Linked DNA regions of Homo sapiens: region 2 is linked to region 1. Evidence: chromatin loops called from intact Hi-C (ENCODE). Cell type or tissue: prostate gland. All regions are shown on one strand. Links, peaks and the distances in the headings refer to the core of each region. The heading gives the core; the rest is flanking DNA. Region 1 overlaps CTBP2 (C-terminal binding protein 2). Region 2 overlaps LOC283038 (a long non-coding RNA gene).

Region 1 (5,375 bases), core at 254-5,253:
TCGACGTGGAGTTCTGCTGAAGGTCTCAGTGGCCCTCGCTGTTTCCCACAGCAACTGCCACTGCGCTATTTGTACTACAAGGAAAACACCCAGATTCGAAGGTTATCCAAGAACCGTGGTCACCCCCAAACACTGCCCAGGAGACGAGATCCCAAGCCGGTCAAGTGGAAATGATGCCGCTGTTTACCGTTTGCTTGCAACTCAGCCACCATCGCGCAGTCAATCAACGAACCTCACCACTCACCACGACCCCAGGAGTCCCCATGAGTGCCCGGAGTCCGCGACCGCTGCGGGGTGGAGGCGGCTCTGGCCTGGTGCAACCAGGTCCCCGCCCCTGCTCTGAGCCTCGAGTGCGGGCTGGGGGCCAACCTGGTGTCCCGCGTGGTCTCGAGGCTCCTACCTTGCCGGGGCCTCGCGGACCGGAGAGGGGCCGGCGACCCTGCTGGCTTGAGGCGGCGTCTAGCTGGACCCCCGCCGCCCCGGGTCCGAGCGGCCCCGCCCAGCACAAAGGCCAGCGGGAGGAAGGAGGAAGTGGGCACGGAGCGGGGGGAGGGGGCAGGGCCCATTCTCACACCTCTCAACGACTTCCCCGCGGCGGGAAGCGGCTCCATTTACAAGTGTAAAGGCGAGGCGCGAGGTGGGGGGGCCCGGGGGTGTCAGATACCGCGGCCCGCGGAGGGGCCAGGGTGGGGCCGCCAAGTGCCCTGCGGGGGGAAGAGGGCACAGCTGGGGCGGGGCCGCGCCGCCAGGTGTTCTGGCCCGCGGGGGCGGGGCCTCCAGGTCCACCCGCCGGGAGGAGAGGGGCGAACCCCAGGGATGGAGGGGGCTTCACCTGGGGCTCGGGAGCCAGGAACCCCGGGACCCCGGGACCCCAGAAGCCCGGACGCCAGGAGGCCCGTCCTTGCAGCAGGGTGGGGCACCCCCGCGGTCCGGGAAATGCAGGAGACCCCGCCCCCTCCAGGTAGAGCGCGGCCAGGTGTGGCGGACTGGCGCTCCCCGCAACAGAAGGTCGCGCAGGACACCGGAAGTCGTCCTGGAGTCAGTCTGAGCGGATCGCAGGGGTTCCAGGCGCCCCAGGCCCCCCACACCGCGAGTCACAGGAACAAGGAGGAAAAACAGCCTCTTTATGACTTGGGGGAGGCAATTCAATATTTCTTCCTGGCATAAAATAGGAATTGCTCTATTTACCCAGCCCGCAGGAGCGTCGTGAAGATTAATGACTGTGAAATGTTTTTAAGATCAAAAACATTCCCAGATTTTACTTGTAGGCACTTATATGTGCATATTGGTATCTGTACAGCAAAATATACTCTTTATTGATTGCCCTCCTAGTGTGACTTCTATTCCGTAATCTGAAAGCCCCGAGATAAAGGAATCAGGTCTGTCTCTGCCTGCTCCTGAAACACTAGGAAATATGGGTAGGAAATGTCAGGTCAGCTGGGCATCTACGCTGAGCCTCTATCCAGTCCGCAGGGCAGATAGAGCAATCCAGAGTGCGGACCACAGCTGAACGTCTGGAGAAAGGGAAAAAACTTTAAGATTATTGGTCACCCCCCACTGGGAAGAAAACACAGTATCCTCCCCAGCTCATTAGGAGGTGCTCCCAAAGCCTGAGTCTCCATCAGGGTCTCGGGTGTTTGCAGAGCCTTGGCTGGCACTGGGAGCCAATGGTCAGCCAAGTTCTGCCTGTGCCAGGAGCCCACGCAGCCCATCTGGCCCGGCAGCTCCAACAGCAAGGCCTCCCTGTTCCGAGCAGAGTAAGGCCACATGACCGCACAGAGGACAATGTTGGGCTTCCCAGGGGTGTCTCCACTCCAGGCTGAACATTCTCAGTTCCCTCAACCGTTCCTGGGACATGGCTTTAAGAGCTCTCTCGGGCCCTGCCCGCTGCTGGCGCTGGCTGTACTCCAGGTGGGCAGGCCTGGGAGCTGGCTGCAGCAACACCAAGTGGGGTGTCCAGGATCCAGATGGATTTGCAAGCACTGCCCCCACCCGTTCCCTTGGTCTCCCTGGACCTGAACAAGCAGCGGATAAGCCGACTGTGTTTGCACTTCTAGACTGCACGAAAGACCATCCATCAGCAAAATAATAAACTCACAGCTAGAGCTCATTTAAAAGGAAAGGTGCACAAACTCCTGGCCTTTCACCCCCTCCAGCAGAGAAACCTCGAATGCTCTGTTTTCCCCTCCAAACTCTTCTCCTCTCATTTCCCCTCTCCACCCTCCCGCTGCCACACACACACCTGCGGCAGGTACAATACTATCACTTCCAGGTTAGATTCTGGCCACTTACACCATAAAATGATTCTTTGCTAGCCTCATTTTATAGATGAGATTTTTAAATTCCATCTTGGAAAAAGAAAAGCCCCATTAGGCCAGAGGAGTTGATCTCCCTCCACGGTCTAGGTCTTCGGTTCCTTCCAGAGAAACTTCCTCAGGTTCCATGACTCCATAATAAAGTTTTTGTTTGTCCTGGGACGGGACAGATTGCTGGAGGCCAGATTTCAGGCATGGCTGGAGCACAGCCACGATAAGCTGGACTTTACAAGCCCTGAGCTTGCTTGTGCTGCAGGAAGACCTACACACACTGTCTCTGTGACACATCCTTTAACGTGGCCCTTCCAGGCTTCTGCCACAACGTGGGCTGGAATGAGACACAGAAATATTGCCACTATTTCCAGACAATCTTTAAGGCAGCTGACAGTTTCTTTTAGTCATAATTAAGGATTTGTTTTAATGCAAGAAGCACATTTCTGCTGATCAGAGGAGAGCTTTGGAGGAAGCACAAATCAGCAATACAATGGAAGGTAAGTATTTTTGTATTTTATAAATGAGAAGGATTTTTAGAACCCCACGGATGAAAAGCCCAGCCCTCCCTCTCCCCCCTCACCCCTGCCTCCAGGGCTTTTCTGGACTCACAGAAGGCAACAAAACCAAAGGCAAGGCTGGCCACCACCAGGATCAGGGGCAGACAACAGCAGCTATTCAGGGTTCCCATCCTTTAAACACCAACCGATCTTTGGGAAAAACGAAGTCTCTATTATTACCTAGGACAAAAGTCACAATTCTCTATAGAAACAAAATCATCACTTGTCCCATTCATAAGATCCCAACCATTTCATCACAATTTTTGTGAATATTAAGCCAACTCTAGGCAACCATCTGTTAAATTTAGTTAGGTAAACAGCTAAAGCAGATCACTTTCTAAAACATTCACTGAGGGAGGGACTAGGCATATACACATGCAAACTACAACTGGTTCTCACCGAGTGTCGTTGCTAAAAAAACTGAACAGGCTTCAGACACCAACAATGGTTAATGATCTACATATTATCTACATATTCCACTTAAGGTGAGGGTTAGAAAGTGAGGGGCCAGGAATGCACCTCCCTTAAGCTACAGAGTTGGTTCCACTTTGGGACCTCGGCTCCCACGTGGAAGGAGAAGGGCTTTGTGAATGGGGGAGGAGCTTTTTCCGAAATGGCAGCAGCTACGCAAAACATGAACATCCAGCAAAAACTTATTTTAGCTGCATTCTCCCTAATGCTACCAACAGATTAAAAACTACTTTAAAGTCAGGAGAGGAGTAAAAATAAACACAACTTCCTCCTGTGACTTAAGATGCCTCCTTTCTGAAGTTGAATATCATTTCCTAAAATCACATTTCGAGGGGGTAGAAAAGGTCTGTTTACTTTCCTTGAGGAACTCTTACTATCTGCCGTTAAAATCGTTCCTCAAAAAAGCAGATTACTGAGAAGAGAAAGCACACGACGTTCCTTAGCAGTCCAGAAAAGACCACCTTCTAAGAAAAACTCTGGAAAGGGGGCAGGCCAAATCTCCATGCCCGGCAAAGACGGATGAATGTGCCCCTGGTTCCCATCCCGTCCACAGCTCCTGAAGTTTCTGTGTTCTCCAGCAGTCAGAAGAATGAAGGCGAAACTAGCCCTTGGCTCCCATGGTCAACATTCCACACAAACAATGGCCTGGCTCTCTCCCTATTGTACATTCTGTATTCATTTGTGAATCCCCCCTTTTTTTTTTTACACAATGTGCAAAGCCCTTCTTTTCACAGGCGAAGTTCTGAATGCCCAAGTGCAGCCATAATTTAGGCTTTAAACATTAATAATGATAGCTAAAAGCAAACTCCAGATTATGCCCAAACATTAATTTGTGAATATCATTAGAGTCACACTGATGGCTTTTGGATACTCTCCATTAAATCATGATCAAAAGGGCCACTGAACACCTTTAAAATGGTTCTTAAGTTTTTAGCAATTATTAAATATAATTTTCCAAACCCCAAGATAGGATTAAAAAAAAAAAAACTCTTTCATAAGTCTTTGATACATATTCCATCAAACACAGACTTGAATGAAAATTAACTTCAAAAGATGAGGTGGGGAGGAGAAGCCTTGCATTTTCCCTTCTTTCCAGGAGTGCTGTAACTTTAACTTGCAGCAGCGTAAATTAAGACATGCTTACCAGCTGTAAGGGAGAAAACTGATATCTGCCAGGCCGCACAGTCTCTAAAAGTGTATCCATTCCAGCATTTCATGTGCCCACTAAAAGTTTTCAGCAGGGTAAGTTCACACAAGCATTCCTCCCCTAGCAATTCATAGAAAGATTGCTGGGGAAAAGACACCCCGAGATTTCACCACATGGGTCACTTCCATTAAGTACAAATACTTCTTTTTCCAGGGACAGACACACTGCCCTCCCATTTTTTAGTTACTACAAAAATATGTTCCACCCTGTGTAACAGACCTACCATCCCAAAGTGGAAATATTACCTGAGCTGTGCCCTGCCCAACTGATAAATTTCCCTTCCCAACCATGTGCTGTATGAATATATATTTGTGGCCTGATTCAGGGCCACAGGACACTAGGGCTGCTGCTTTTCCCTGATAGATTAACAGAGGGACCCAGGCTGCATGCACATACATTATGATGACAGCCCCTCTCTATGGAAATGACAGTGGTAAAAAAATGACAACTGGGGCTGCCATTCTACCATTGCTGTAAACTCTTTAAATTTTTTCCATTTAGGGAAAGCGTTAAGTGCAAAGGGTATAACTTTGCTTTCAAAAATGATTCATGATGTTAGTGAACTGTTGGCAAATGGCATTCTGGTGCTAGATCTCAGCAGGGCTACTCCCTCACTCAGAGGTGTCCTTTTCGGTTTTTTTTCAATCCGTGAATCTCAAGGATTTCAAATAGTGTGAGCTGTTTGTATTTTAACAGCAATGGTAACAATAAAAATATCATTTTAAAATCCAGTGCACTGCTTGTTCAGTACATACTATATATATTCATCATTTCTTTGCCTTGTAGCTGGCTACTCAGAAACTAAAAAGTTGTAGGTTGATTTTCTGGTTT
Region 2 (5,375 bases), core at 106-5,105, 550 kb after region 1:
AAAGAAAGAAAGAAAGAAAGAAAGAAAGAAAGGAAAGAAAAAGAAGGAAAGCAAGCAAGGAAGCAAGTAGCCAAAGCCCTGGGAACCCATCGAGGAATGGCCCCGGAGGCAGAGTTACCCTCAGGTAAGAGCACAAGCTTTGGAGGTAGCCAGCCTGGTTTTGCACCCTAGTACTGCCGCTTATTAGACGTGCCATACTGGGCAAGTTATTTAACCTTTTCATGCATCAGCTTCTCATCTATAAACGATAGTGCCTATGTGGGAATGCAGTGGTGGTTGAAGAAAGGAGAAAAGGGCCCAGGACATCAGAAATGGGTAGGACTAGAGCTAGGGGAGCGGTACAGCTTGGAGGCTCTGGAAGTGAGTCCTGGAGTCAGGGCTTTGAGACATGAGAGGAGGCTATGGCAGAGGCACATGTTCTCTGTGCAAATCCAAGGAGCCCACCAGGAAGACCCCGAATTCCCATTACTGGCGTATCCACCGACTCTTGCATGTCCTGACCTCCTTGGAGGCTGCCTCTCGCTCTCATTTTCTTTTCTGCTCAGACACCTACAGCTGTGTTGGTAGCTGCCCTTCTAATGGCTTGGGGGTGGGGGAGCACAGCCAGGGGGCACGTAGCTGGGATGAGGGTGAAGAGGAGTGCTATGGAGAAGGGGTCTCAAGTACTAAATTGAAGCCGGGAAGGCTCAAAGGCAAATATGGATTCTCTACAGCTCTGATGGAAAGCCTTGCTCCAATCTGAATTCTGGTCTTCCAAGAAAAATCACAAGCAATGACAGGCTCTTTAATATGGGTTCCAGCCACAGGCCAGAGATCAAACGTCGCTGAACCAGTGTGAGGAAAAGAATGGCAGGCAGACGTCTTCTTTTTCCGCACACAGACTGTAATCAGCTCTCCACAAGGTCATCCCAGAACACCAAGGACAGTCCAGATACCTCCAGGCTCTCCTCAGTAATGGACGGAAGCAGTGGTGCAGATAATCTGCCCAAATGGCGGGTAATCCAAAAGCCATTTCTATCTGGCCTTGGGAGAAGCTTCTGTGCTCGTTCTGAGTGTGGGTGTGTGTGAGCCTCCCTGCCAGGTCCATGTGCACAGTGAGGCTGCTCTCAGGGAAGGTGTCCTCCTGCTGGCAGCAGGGGCCATGGGTACTGGCAGGGAGTTGGCGATGGAGAGGACAGTTCAGGAAGAAAAGGGTGCAGGTGGGCTCCATTTGGCCTCCTTCCTTGGTCCATTCTCATCTTCCTGGGCCCTGCGGATGCATGGCCTGGGCTGCTTTGCCCTCTGGCTTTCAAGCTGGTTTGAGCTATAAGAGATGGAGCAGAGAAAGGAGAGGAAGGCCAGCATCTTTCTTCCCTGCTTCCTTCAGGCTCTGGCATCCGGTGCAGTCTTGCTCGTCATCTCCGCTTCCCTCTGCTTCTTCCCAGGCTCCAGTTCTCCCTGGATTCCAGGAACACCATCTCCTTCCTCGTCCCTTCCATCCCAGGGAAGGTAAGAGAACTTACATTCGATAGAGAAAACACTGTTTTTTTAACCAAAGCTATGTGGGAGTGGGGACTGGGAGTGTATGTAGAAAGGCAGGGAGTTGATTATGCTTAAGTCCTTGTCTATCTAATTTACCGTGCCTAGAAGTAAAAAGATAATGTAAGAACAGACACATCAAAAAATAGCTGCCCAGAACTGAAAACAAGGACTTGAATAGATGTTTGTACACCTATGTTCATAGCAGCATCATTCACAGTAGCCACAGGCAGAAGAAAACTAAATGTCCATCGACAGATGAAGAGAAACAAAATGTTACATATAAAAACAATAGAATATTATTCAATCTTAAAAAGGAATGAAATTCTGTACAACGTGGATGAAACTCGAGGACATTATGCTAAGTGAAATAACCCAGTCTCAAAAGGACAAATATCATACGATTCCACTTACATGAGATACCTAAAATAGGCAAATTTATAGCGACAAAAAGTAGAGTAGTGGTTACCAGGCCCTGGGGACAAAGGGGAATGGTGAGTTATTGGTTAATGGGGACTGAGTTTCTGTTTATGAAGATGAAAGCATTCTGGAGATGGATAGTGGTGATGATTGCATGACATTGTAGATGTACTTAATGTTAGTGAATTGGACACTTAAAATAGTTAAAGTGGTTAAAAAATAGCTGTGTAAGAATACTATTTAAAGTTATGGTGGTGACTGTCAGGAGCAGGGGTGGAGAGGGGTTGTGAGTGCTTAGCACCAGGAAGTGATACTCGGGGGCTGGAGGAATACTGCAAGAGAATGCTACCTCTCACTGCAATCCTTTCAGTGCTATTTTACTTTAGAGGTACAGTTAACACTGATACAGTGCTTACGACCTGCCAGGCATGCTTTGCACACTTACATATGTGCTCATTTAATCCTCCTATCAATGCCATGATGCAGTAGCGCTACCTGTGAGGATCTGCATTTTGCAGAAAAGGAAACAGAGATACTCACGTGGTAAGGCCTCCATCTCAGGCAGCTGCCCAGAGGCCCTGCTCTTAATCATCCTACTTTGCTGCACATATATGACTGGGATGAAAGAAAAAAATTAATTTTAAAAATATGCTGCGGTGAATATCCTTGTATACATATTTTATGTGCTTGTGTGAGGATATCAGACTCCTAGAAGTGAAATAACCTCAAGTTTTACAACAGACAAAACATGGCATTCAATTCATCTTTTGGATATAAAAACTATTAGAACACTGATACTGACATTGTACTCATTTTATTATAGAATTGAAGCACAGAAGCAAACGACCTCTCTTTGTATTCATGATTTTCAACAGGTCTCCTGGTTCTTCTAGCCCCTCTAACTTCCTCTCATCTCTCCTGTAACAACAATGATCAGAATGATACCTGAGGAATAAACCATAAGAAAAATGAGCATTGAGAGGGTAAATCAAGCTTCCTTTAGAAAGAGAGGAAAATAATTTTGCAGTTGCGAAACATGTTGAAATATTATTTTTACAGTGAAAACAGTTACATCACAAGTTTAAATTACATTTCCATTTGAAATGGAGTCGATTTGCACCACCTACTGGAATATACAGCTCCATATAGTCAGAGGTTTAAAATTACAAAACCACTTTTAAGAATTCAGAGTTACATTTCTAGTTATCTTTAAGAGACCAGCTCCTTTGACATGTTGGAAATGCCAAACACTAATTTACTTCAGGGACTATTTTCTAAAACAAACTCTTTAGAAGCCAAATTTAATCATCTAGCTAAATTAACAAATTGTACAACTGCTTATAAAAATAAAATGATTAAGCCAAATACATCAACCAAACAGATACAAATGTAAATTAGAAGCAAAACTGAAATCAATATACATTATCAGTTGCTAAATCACTATTGAAAAACAGAATTCAAGCAGACAACTGGAAAACGACAGGAAACGTAAGGCAAACAGGATAATAAACAGAACATAACTCAACATTAATTTAAAAAGAACTCACCCAATGAAAATTTGATAGTGTTTACATCCAAAGTAATAATCTCTGTCATGGCTTAATTACAGCCTGAACATCAATATACGAAGTATTCATATTTAGGCTCTTTGGCATTTTAAAGGAAACCCCAACAAAAATTTTCATTTTTTTATGACAAACAACTCCAAGCAATAAATTTCTCAATATATAGTAGCAACATTTATTATATAATTGACAAGAATTCATGGAAAAAATTACATCTACAGTATCTGCTATTCTAGATCAAATTGCTTTAGAATAGAAGCCTAAATATATTACATTTTAATTTCTTGAAACCTATTACAGCATTTCACTTATTTTATGGGTATTTTGTCTGAAAATTGATTTTATTTTTATATGTCAACTAAATTAGATGTCAACTAAATTAACTGAAGCATAAAATATGCTGGCAAGATATCTTTACAAATACACGGCACAAAATGCTGTGCAAGTCACAAGAACCTGATTTAAAGTCACAGGCATACAAAGACCTGGGCAGAGTGACCAACTGATCCACAGTCCTCCTTGTGGTTGCAAGTGATTTGTGTATGACAAGCAGGTTTACAGTGACAAATGTCAGATGCAAGGTTGCTAGAAGGTTTGCCTGTCTCATTTTAGTTCACTGCTTGTGTGATTTCATTTCTAAAGTTCTCATCCACATTGGAAAGCTTGGACTGTTTCATTTCTACCAGGTAGGCAGGCAGGTACCTTTCCCCAGGTATCGCCTCCATGGCTTACCTCTCATGGGGATGGCTCCTACATATTTTAAATCTGCAGCCCCAATCTCTCCCTCTCTCCCCCGCCCTTTTTTTTGAGAGTGAGTCTCACTCTTTCGCCCAGGCTGGAGTGCAGTGGTGTAATCTCAGCTCACTGCAACCTCCACCTCCCGGGTTCAAGCGATTCTTCTGCCTCAGCCTCCCGAGTAGCTGGGATTACAGGTGCCCGCCACCATACCCAGCTAATTTTTGTATTTTATTAGAGATGAGGTTCCACCATGTTGGCCAGGCTGGTCTCGAACTCCTGATCTCAAGTGATCCGCCCACCTCGACCTCCCAAAGTGCTGGGATTACAGGCGTGAGCCACCATGCCCAGCCCCAACCTCTTTTCATAGCTTGGCAGTACCTGCTCGTGTCTACTTGCTGCCCTCTCAGATGTCCCAAAGGCATCTCAAAATGCACATGTCCCAAAGCCAGCTCATGAACTCCCCGGACTTCAGTCCTCATCCTCTCTCAGTGTCCCCAGCTCATCCATCCCATTTGATATGATTTGGCTCTGTGTCCCCACCCAAATCTCATCTAGAATTGTAATGCCTACCTATCAAAGGAGGGACCTGGCAGAAGGTGATTGGATCATGGGGGCAGTTTCCCTCATGCTGTTCTCGTGATAGTGAGTTCTCATGAGATCTGACGGTTTTTAAAGTGTGGCACCCCACCCCGTACTGCTGCCATGTGAGACATGCCTTGCTTCCCCTTTGCCTTCTGCCATGACTGTAAGTTTCCTGAGGCCTCCCTCACCATACAGAACTGTGAGTCAATTAAAACTCTTTTCTTTATAAATGACCCAGTCTCAGATAGTTATTTATAGCAGTGTGAAAACAGACTAATACATGGTTCATCCAACTAGATATGCCTGGTACCTACTTTGCTCCTCAGTCCTAACCCAATCCATACCCAAAGCCCTGGCCATCTGACTTTCTACATCCCCCTGAAGCCTGTCTGCCTCACTCCATCTCCTCCTCTCCGCTACTATTCCAAAGAATTATCAGGTCTAATGGAATCAACCTAAATGCCCACCAATGACAGATCGGATTTAAAAATCTGGTACATATTCACCGTGGAATACTATGCAGCCATAAAAATGGAATGGGCTCATGGCTTT

Evidence for each region. A loop is a pair of places that touch in the nucleus more often than their neighbours do. Peaks named below come from ENCODE experiments on the same cell type or tissue, not always from the same donor. Only the 100,000 strongest peaks of a DNase experiment are listed, where the experiment ranks them.
Region 2: it touches region 1 in a loop (4-fold over the local background); 18 of 110 quality-filtered maps call a loop at or near these places.

Annotation. Positions count from the first base shown.
Region 1 is chr10:125,151,374-125,156,748 of GRCh38, forward strand. The region is part of intron 1 of CTBP2 (C-terminal binding protein 2); the gene reads right to left. Among named protein-coding and RNA genes, the nearest start is that of CTBP2, 6.5 kb to the right of the region's middle. RefSeq lists an enhancer at 106-1,067. In prostate gland, for the core only: no CTCF peak of the experiment used is centred there; DNase peaks (open chromatin) are centred at 944, 1,891 and 2,522; H3K4me3 peaks cover 2,224 bases; H3K27ac peaks cover 5,000 bases.
Region 2 is chr10:125,697,700-125,703,074 of GRCh38, forward strand. LOC283038 (a long non-coding RNA gene) reads left to right here. Exons shown (of 5, transcript NR_033848.1): 3 at 1,425-1,488. Among named protein-coding and RNA genes, the nearest start is that of TEX36, 17 kb to the left of the region's middle. In prostate gland, for the core only: a CTCF peak has its summit at 3,027 (motif pointing left); no DNase peak of the experiment used is centred there.